3 separate regions of the Mus musculus genome follow, and regions 1 and 3 are each linked to region 2. Evidence: chromatin loops called from intact Hi-C (ENCODE). Cell type or tissue: gastrocnemius. All regions are shown on one strand.

Region 1 (2,500 bases), 190 kb after region 2:
GAGAGTCCCAGAGGCTGGAGAGTAGGCAGGTGTATCTGATAGGGGCCCTTATGAGCAAGTCTGAGGGAGGAGGTAGAGAGAGGCCCTTAGTGAGCAAGTCTGAGGGAGGAGGGTAGTGAGCAAGTTTGAGGGAGGAGGGTGACCTGATTAGGGGTGAGAAGAAGACATTGGAGGAACATAGCAGAGATCAGCCAACCAAGGCTGGATGTGACGGTGCACGAGTTTAATTTCAGTACTTAGGAGGCAGAGTTAGGTGGACCTCTGTGAGCTTGAATCTAGAACTGGTCTACACACTGAGTTTCAGGCTAGACGGGTCTATATAGCAAGTTACAGGCTAGCCAGGGCCACAGAGTGCAACTCTGTCACAGAAGGAGGAGGAGGAGGAGGATGAAGGACAAAAGACACAGAACCCAAAGGAGATTCACAGCCTGCAATCCCAGCACTTAAGAGGCTGAGGCAGGAGGATTACTGCAAATTCAGGACAGTCTGGATTGTAGTGAATTCCGAGCTGGCCTGGAATACACAGAGAGACCATCTCAAAAATAACACATACACACACACACACACCACACACACACACACACACCACACACACACACACCATACACACACATACAAACACAGACAAAAACAAAAAAACAAAACAAAAGACAAAACAAACCTGGGTTTGTAATGTAGCTCCTTTGGTAAAAGGTTTGCTTAGCATTCACTGAGCCTGGATCAGAGCCCCAGTACCCAGTAGCCCAGGAGTGGTGGCACCCATCTGTAATCTCAGCCCTTGGCAAGTGGTGGCAGGAGGGTCAGGAATTCCAGACCATCCTTGGCTACATGGTGAGGTTAACGCCAGCTGCGACCATGTGAGAAAGCCACTAATTCCCTGTATGCCTGCTCTTGGCTGCCACCGTTTGGCAAGTCTGTCTCACTGGCTAGCAGCCCCATAGCACCCTCTGCTGGACATTGCTGGACATGGTGGGTGAAGAGCTGTCTACAACAAATGGAAACCACTTTTTGAGTCAGGCTTGAGGGACAGAGGGGCTTGAACCACCTTAGCTGTTCTACCGGCCTATGGCCTATGTATGACCTGGTCTGAGCTGGCCCTTGTGTTTCCCAGCCTAAAAAGAAGGAGAGGTTACACAGGCGTGCCATCCAGGAACCTCACATAGAACCCAACAGGTTGTACCCTGCACAAGGATACCTTATCCCAGAGGTGCCATCAGTAGCCAACTGTGATATGTCATAGATTGCAGATTTACAGTGAAAGCTGGCCAGCAGGTGGCAGTCAAACATCTCATTCTGACAAGATCTGGAGATGTGCCAGTTGGCCACAGATATCAGGAGATCAGGAGAGCCTTCTGAAGCAGGCAGGGGGTCCTTTGTTGATGAGCCCAAAGAACTGTGTGGGATAGAAAGACCCTGAACTGAGCCAGACCTCCAGAGTGTGGTTAAGCCAGCCCAGCGGGAAGCTAAAACCTGGAGGCTCAGGGGCTAAAGAGATGGCTCAGCAGTTAAGAGCACCGATTGCTCTTCTAGAGGTCCTGAGTTCAATTCCCAGCAATCACATGGTGGCTCACAACCATCTGTAATGGGCATCTGATGCTGTCTTCTGCTGTGTCTGAAGGCAGTGACAGCGTACCCACATATACGAAATAAATATGGCCAGAGCGAGTGGGAGCGGGACCAGAAAAAATAAGAAGAAAGAGAGAGAGAGAGAGAGAGAGAGAGAGAGAGAGAGAGAGAGAGAGAGAAGGAGGGGGGAGGAGAGAGAGAGAAGGAAAGAAGGAAGGAAGGAAAGAAATAAAGAAAGAACACACAAACCTGGAGGCTCCAATCCCAAGGCATCTTGACTCAGACCCAGAACTCCCTGGGCTTCCCCTCTCCTCTCATAGCTTTCCAGCCCTTCCTGCCTGGACTCCTGCAAGCTTTAGGCCTCCACTTGCCTTTCCCGATCCTTCCTCTGACAGGAATGGTAACAGTTCATCCAGGTCTCCCACGCTGCCCCCTCAGCGCCCGCCCCTCTATTCTCAGGGCATCTGTCCTTCGCAGCAGGTCTCACAGGCCTGAGCTGCAAAGTGGCGGCTCTGCTCCACGTCACCCAGGCTCCCCACATCCAGCAGGATACAGGGTCCAGACCACACCCAGCCCTCCCTGATGTGAGTCTGTGCATACAGCACAGTCTCCAGCCTCAGTCCTTTTATTTTTTTAAGGCTCATTTATTTATATGAGCAGACTGCAGCTGTCTTCAGACTCACCAGAAGAGGGCATCAGATCCCATTACAGATGGTTGTGAGCTACCATGTGGTTGCTGGGAATTAAACTCAGGACCTCTGGAAGAGCAGTCAGTGCTCTTAACCACTGAGCCATCTCTCCAGCCCCCAACCTCACTCTTTTTTTTTTCCCCCGAGACAGGGTTTCTCTGTGTAGCCCTGGCTGTCCGGGAACTCACTCTATAGACTAGGCTGGTCTCGAACTAAGAAATCCACCTGCCTCTGCCTCCCAAGTG
Region 2 (2,500 bases):
GGAGAGTGTGGGCACTGGCTGGCTACTGGCAGCTATGTTGGGGAGAGGAGGGCTCTCAGCATACTGTCCTGCAGGACCTCCAAGGATCTAAGCTACTACAACAGCAGACCAACCGGCATGGAACCCAGCCCCTCATTCCCAGATGGGCCTGCCTAGTTTCCCGTGGTTGCCTACATCCGCTCACCTCTCTCTCACCCTCCTGCCCTTACCTGCCGTCACGATCCCAGTCATACACCTCCACCTTGATGGTCCTGGAAAACAAACAGCAAAGAATTCTGGGTAGGATGGACCCGAGGACAGGCCTCCTGTCCCCGGACCAGGAAGGATGCCATGCAAACATTTCAAGCCTGTGTGCAAAGAAATTCTATCTTAAGACCTTTTAAGGTCTTAGGGGCAGAGGCCACCCCAGAGCCATGGCAGGACATGTTGAGATTTCAAGGATTTGGCTGAAGCAGCCCCGGGGCCTCTGTTCATCCTACCATCTTAGCTTCCCTAGATGGAGTGGAAGCCTCAGCAAGAAGCCACACATTTACCTGTGGCAGGACCATGACAGGCAGATCTCACAATAAAGCAGGGGCGCTTCTATGGGGAAGCACACGACTGGCAGGAAGGACCCTGAGTCTGGGTATGACTGGTGAAACGCCAGCTCCAGCCCTGCAGGCTAAGAAAGCACCCCTGGACCCTGACTTGGGGTGGCCTGCTGAGCTTTTCCATCCCCAAGACTGGCCTCTGAGAAAGGGTGGGATTTTCTTCACATTCTAACCCAGGCTGCTTTAATTAGTTTGTTTTGACTCCTAAGCATGGGGCTGGGCTTCGAGAGCCCATCTTATTTTTAGCCTTGTTCCCATGGCAACAGGCTAGAGGACCAGAAGCAGGAGGAGGGAGGTGGAGGGTTGCCGGTTAACCCTTGGTGCTGTCTGCTGTCCTCTGGGATGCCCAGGGATGGGGAAGCTGCCAGGCAGTACCAGGGGTCTAGGAAGGTGGAAGGTGGAAGAGGCCCAGGAAGTGTGGGTTTCTGGTCTTGAGGTCCACATGGGATGCAGAAAGCAGTCTGAACTGGCTTCTCTTCTGTTAGCATCTATTTATCCCACCGTGGTGTGGTCCATCTCGGCTCTGCCAGGAGTTGGCTTGGGAGTTGTGTGGATCCCAGAAGGGGGCGCTGTCTCCTTTCAGATGAGTATCTCCAGGTGTGTGTGTGTGTGTGTGTACAGAATGGAGCAGAAGAAAGTTCCAGAATAGAACCCTGGGATGTCCAGAAGGTTGTGCATGCATGGGCTAGCTTTCTGTAAATGGAACAATATGAAGCAGATACAGAAGCGTGCTTTAAAGGCATCCTTGGTGTTCTTATTTTATAAAGGCAAACCCTGTGGTTCCTTGAGCCAGACTATTAAAATGAAAGAAGAAATATCATGTGCCTACACTTCTTTCTTCCTTTTTTTTTGTTTTTGTTTTTGTTTTTCGAGACAGGGTTTCTCTGTATAGCCCTGCCTGGCTGTCCTAGAACTCACTCTGTAGTCCAGGCTGGCCTTGAACTCAGAGATCCACCTGCCTCTGCCTCCCAAGTGCTGGGATTAAAGGCGTGTGCCACCACTGCCCCAGTTGTACCTCAGTTTCTGAAGGTACTGGAAAGAGGCCAGGTGTGACATTGGTGGCTTCAGCTTGGACACTGGATCTGAGCCCCGTGGCCTAGAGATGGTACATCATGTCTCCGAGCCACAAGTCCTGACTGTAGGATGGGATTAGTATGGCCCTTCGGATAGCTCATGGTGTGTGTGTGTGTGTGTGCACGCACGCTTGTGTTGGAATGTCTAGAAAATGCCTCTTGATTTCCACATTATCTAACCATGCATGAATGCCTTTTTACACAAACTTTACTTAAAGTCGGGCTGTGGTGTCACAGGTCTTTAATCCCAGCACTAAGGGGGCAGAGGCAGGCAGGTCTCTGAGTTCAAGGCCAGCCTGATCTACATACAAGTCCAGTTCCTGGCCAGCCAAGGCTACATAGTGAGGCCCCATTCCAAAACAAACAAATGAGAAATCCCGAAGCTGGTGGAGATCTCCTAACACTCTCGTGAAACGGACCATCCTAGCAACAGGAAGCCTTGCTACCCAGAGCACAGACGGAGGTACTGAGTGCGTGCCTGGCGAGACACCTGTGGATAACGGCACTGAGGCCAAGCCTGCCAACCTGAGTGTGACCCCTGGGATCCGCATGGGTGGATGGAGAGAACTGACTCCTAAACCCTGGCCTCCGGCCTCCACATGGTATGCCATAGAGAAGGCACACTTTCCTCCTCCACCAATAGCTAAACACAACTAATAAAAAAACAACAACTAGATCTCGGACTGGAGAGATGGCTCAGCGGTTAAGAGCACTGACTGCTCTTCCAGAGGTCCTGAGTTCAATTCCCAGAAACCACATGGTGGCTTACAGCCATCTGTAATGGGGGAACTGATTCTTCTGGTGTGTCTGAAGACAGCTGCAGTGTACTCATATATA
Region 3 (2,500 bases), 190 kb after region 2:
ACCAACCACATTGATTTGTGGCCCCATCATTTTTTTAAAGATTTTTAAAAATTTTATTTTATGTATGTGAGTACACTGTAGTTGTACAGATGGTTGTGAGCCTTCATGTGTTTGTTGGGAATTGAATTTTTAGGACCTCTGCTTGCTCCAGTCAACCCTGCTCGCTCCAAGTCGGCCCTGCTTGCTCAGTCCCTGCTCATTCCGGCCCGAAGATTTATTTATTATTATACATAAGTACACTGTAGCTGTCTTCAGACACACCAGAAGAGGGCATCAGATCTCATTACAGATGGTTGTGAGCCACCATGTGGTTGCTGGGATTTGAACTCAGGACCTTTGGAAGAGTAGTCAGTGCTCTTACCCGCTGAGCCATCTCTCCAGCCTATCCTTATGATCTCATGTAACCTTGATGCTCCCCTGAGCTCTGAGGAGCCAGAGGATGGCTCAGCTGGGATGCTAGACCCTTCTCTATGTGTCTTCCCCTTTGTGTGTGTGGCCTCCTAGAGGAGGCTCCCCGCCAGGCAGCCAGGTGTCTTTCACAGTAGCCCCTTGACTCCCTGTTCCCACGAAAGCCCAGGTGGAGACCATTTAACCTGAAGACTCAGCCCTGGAGCAGGGCACCTTTCTAGGCTGTACTATGAAAGCTGGTCCAGTGCCAGACCTGGTATACCAGGAAAACGGGAATGCCAGAGGGTTTGCTTATTAGACAGAGCAACGTTGTCTTCTGAGGAGTGGCAAGCCAAGTTGTCCACCCTTCTCTTCTACCCCTGTAGGAACCTGAGGAGAAGAGGGTCGTGCGAGAGCTTCTGGAGACGGAGCAGGCCTATGTGGCTCGCCTGCACCTGCTTGACCAGGCCAGTGGGGACCCCTCAAAACCCATCATATCACAAGTACCGATGCCAGCCCAGGACTTGGCATTAACTCAACCCACTGACATCGTTGGGTGGCTTTGGGAAAGCATCAGAACTGAGCCCTTTAGCACCTCATGCATTGTCTTCGGTCCTGGCCAGCCTCATACATGGCAGCCTCGTTTGATTGTCCTCACTAGATGCCCTTTACTTCAGCCAAGGAACACCCAAGGCCTAGGAAGACACATATGGGGCTGTTCCCTCTTCCCTTGGCCAAGCCCTAGGGAGTCCTGGCTTGTCTCCCATCTGTAAGGTGGCCTGAATCCAGTCTTTCCTGGCCATCTCTCTCAGCTGTGTGGCAAGGATGCAGGCCTGACTGCTGGGGTTGTGCTGTCCCCCTGGGGCTGCAGGGCTGGCTAGCGGGTGGTGACTTCCTCTTTGAGTAGGGCGTGAGCAGGTGCGGGTTTCCTGTGCAGGTGTTCTTCCAGGAGCTGCTGAGGGAGGCAGGCCGCAGCAAGGCCTTCCCTGAGGACGTGGTGAAGCTCATTTTCTCCAACATCTCCTCCATCTATCGTTTCCACGCCCAGTTCTTCCTTCCCGAGCTGCAGCGGCGCGTGGATGACTGGTGAGGTCCCAAGTCACGGACCCAGGCTGAGGGGCCTGGGAGGCCTGTGTGCTTGAGTTTAATTCTGACCGTGGCTGTCTCCTCGCACAGCTGAGGAAGATGGGGCCATCCTAAGCCCTGTGACTTAAGAGGTCAGGGGAGTCATGGTACTGACTGGGTCCCTGGCCTTGATCTTGGCATCTGTTAACAGGCTGGTTTCCTAGCCAGCGGTGCAATGTCCATGTCACTGTTACATGAGAAGCCCTGATCCCAGCACCCACATGTTGGCTCACAACCAGTGTAGCTCCAATAGCCTTCTTGTGGCCCCGGTAGACACCAGGCATGCACATGAGCACATACATACATACATACATGCATACATACATATGTGCAGGCAAAACACTGATACACACAAATAAATCTAAAGAGAGACGGGATGGAGGGCTGGGGAGACAACTCAATCAGTAAAGATCTGTTGAACAAGCCCACAGACCCGGCTTTAATTGCTGGGACTCACAGTGAAAGAGGAGAACCGGCTCCCAAAACTGTCCTCTGACCTCTATGTGTGTGCTATACTACAAGCATCCCCAACACACACACACACACACACACACACACACACACACACACACACGAGTGCGCACACACACATGCACACTCATACGTAATGGTAATAAGTAAAATAAACTTTAAAAATGAGAGATAGAGTGAGGTGGAGACCAGTCTGGTCTACATAGACCTGGAACAGTCTGTCAGGGCTACAAACAGGCCTGTCTCAAACATAAAGAAGCAAGGTGGGGGATGGAGAGATGGCTTAGCGGTTAAGAGCACTGACTACCCTTCCGAAGGTCCTGAGTTCAATTCCCAGCAACCACATGGTGGCTCACAACCATCTGAAATGAGATCTGACGCCCTCTTCTGGTGCGCCTGAAGATAGCTACAGTGTACTTAGCTACAATAATAAATAAACCTAAAAAAAAAAAAAGAAGAAGCAGGGGGTGGGGGGTAAAGGGGAACCGGCCTGTAAGATCACCTAACACCATACCCA

What was found. Peaks named below come from ENCODE experiments on the same cell type or tissue, not always from the same donor. Only the 100,000 strongest peaks of a DNase experiment are listed, where the experiment ranks them.
Region 1: a loop joins it to region 2, with 16 times the contacts of the local background. A loop is called at or near these places in 19 of 42 quality-filtered maps.
Region 3: it touches region 2 in a loop (3-fold over the local background); 19 of 42 quality-filtered maps call a loop at or near these places.

The regions. Positions count from the first base shown.
Region 1 is chr17:29,370,268-29,372,767 of GRCm38, forward strand. All of the region lies in intron 9 of Fgd2 (FYVE, RhoGEF and PH domain containing 2), which reads left to right. Among named protein-coding and RNA genes, the nearest start is that of Fgd2, 11 kb to the left of the region's middle. In gastrocnemius, a CTCF peak has its summit at 1,165; DNase peaks (open chromatin) are centred at 924 and 1,316; H3K4me3 peaks cover 255 bases; H3K27ac peaks cover 1,112 bases.
Region 2 is chr17:29,175,953-29,178,452 of GRCm38, forward strand. It overlaps Cpne5 (copine V), which reads right to left. Exons shown (of 21, transcript NM_153166.2): 11 at 210-251. Among named protein-coding and RNA genes, the nearest start is that of Cpne5, 61 kb to the right of the region's middle. In gastrocnemius, a CTCF peak has its summit at 1,133 (motif pointing right); DNase peaks (open chromatin) are centred at 919 and 1,134.
Region 3 is chr17:29,364,138-29,366,637 of GRCm38, forward strand. Fgd2 (FYVE, RhoGEF and PH domain containing 2) reads left to right here. Exons shown (of 16, transcript NM_013710.4): 3 at 774-854; 4 at 1,325-1,473. Among named protein-coding and RNA genes, the nearest start is that of Fgd2, 4.5 kb to the left of the region's middle. In gastrocnemius, no CTCF peak of the experiment used is centred here; a DNase peak (open chromatin) is centred at 1,142.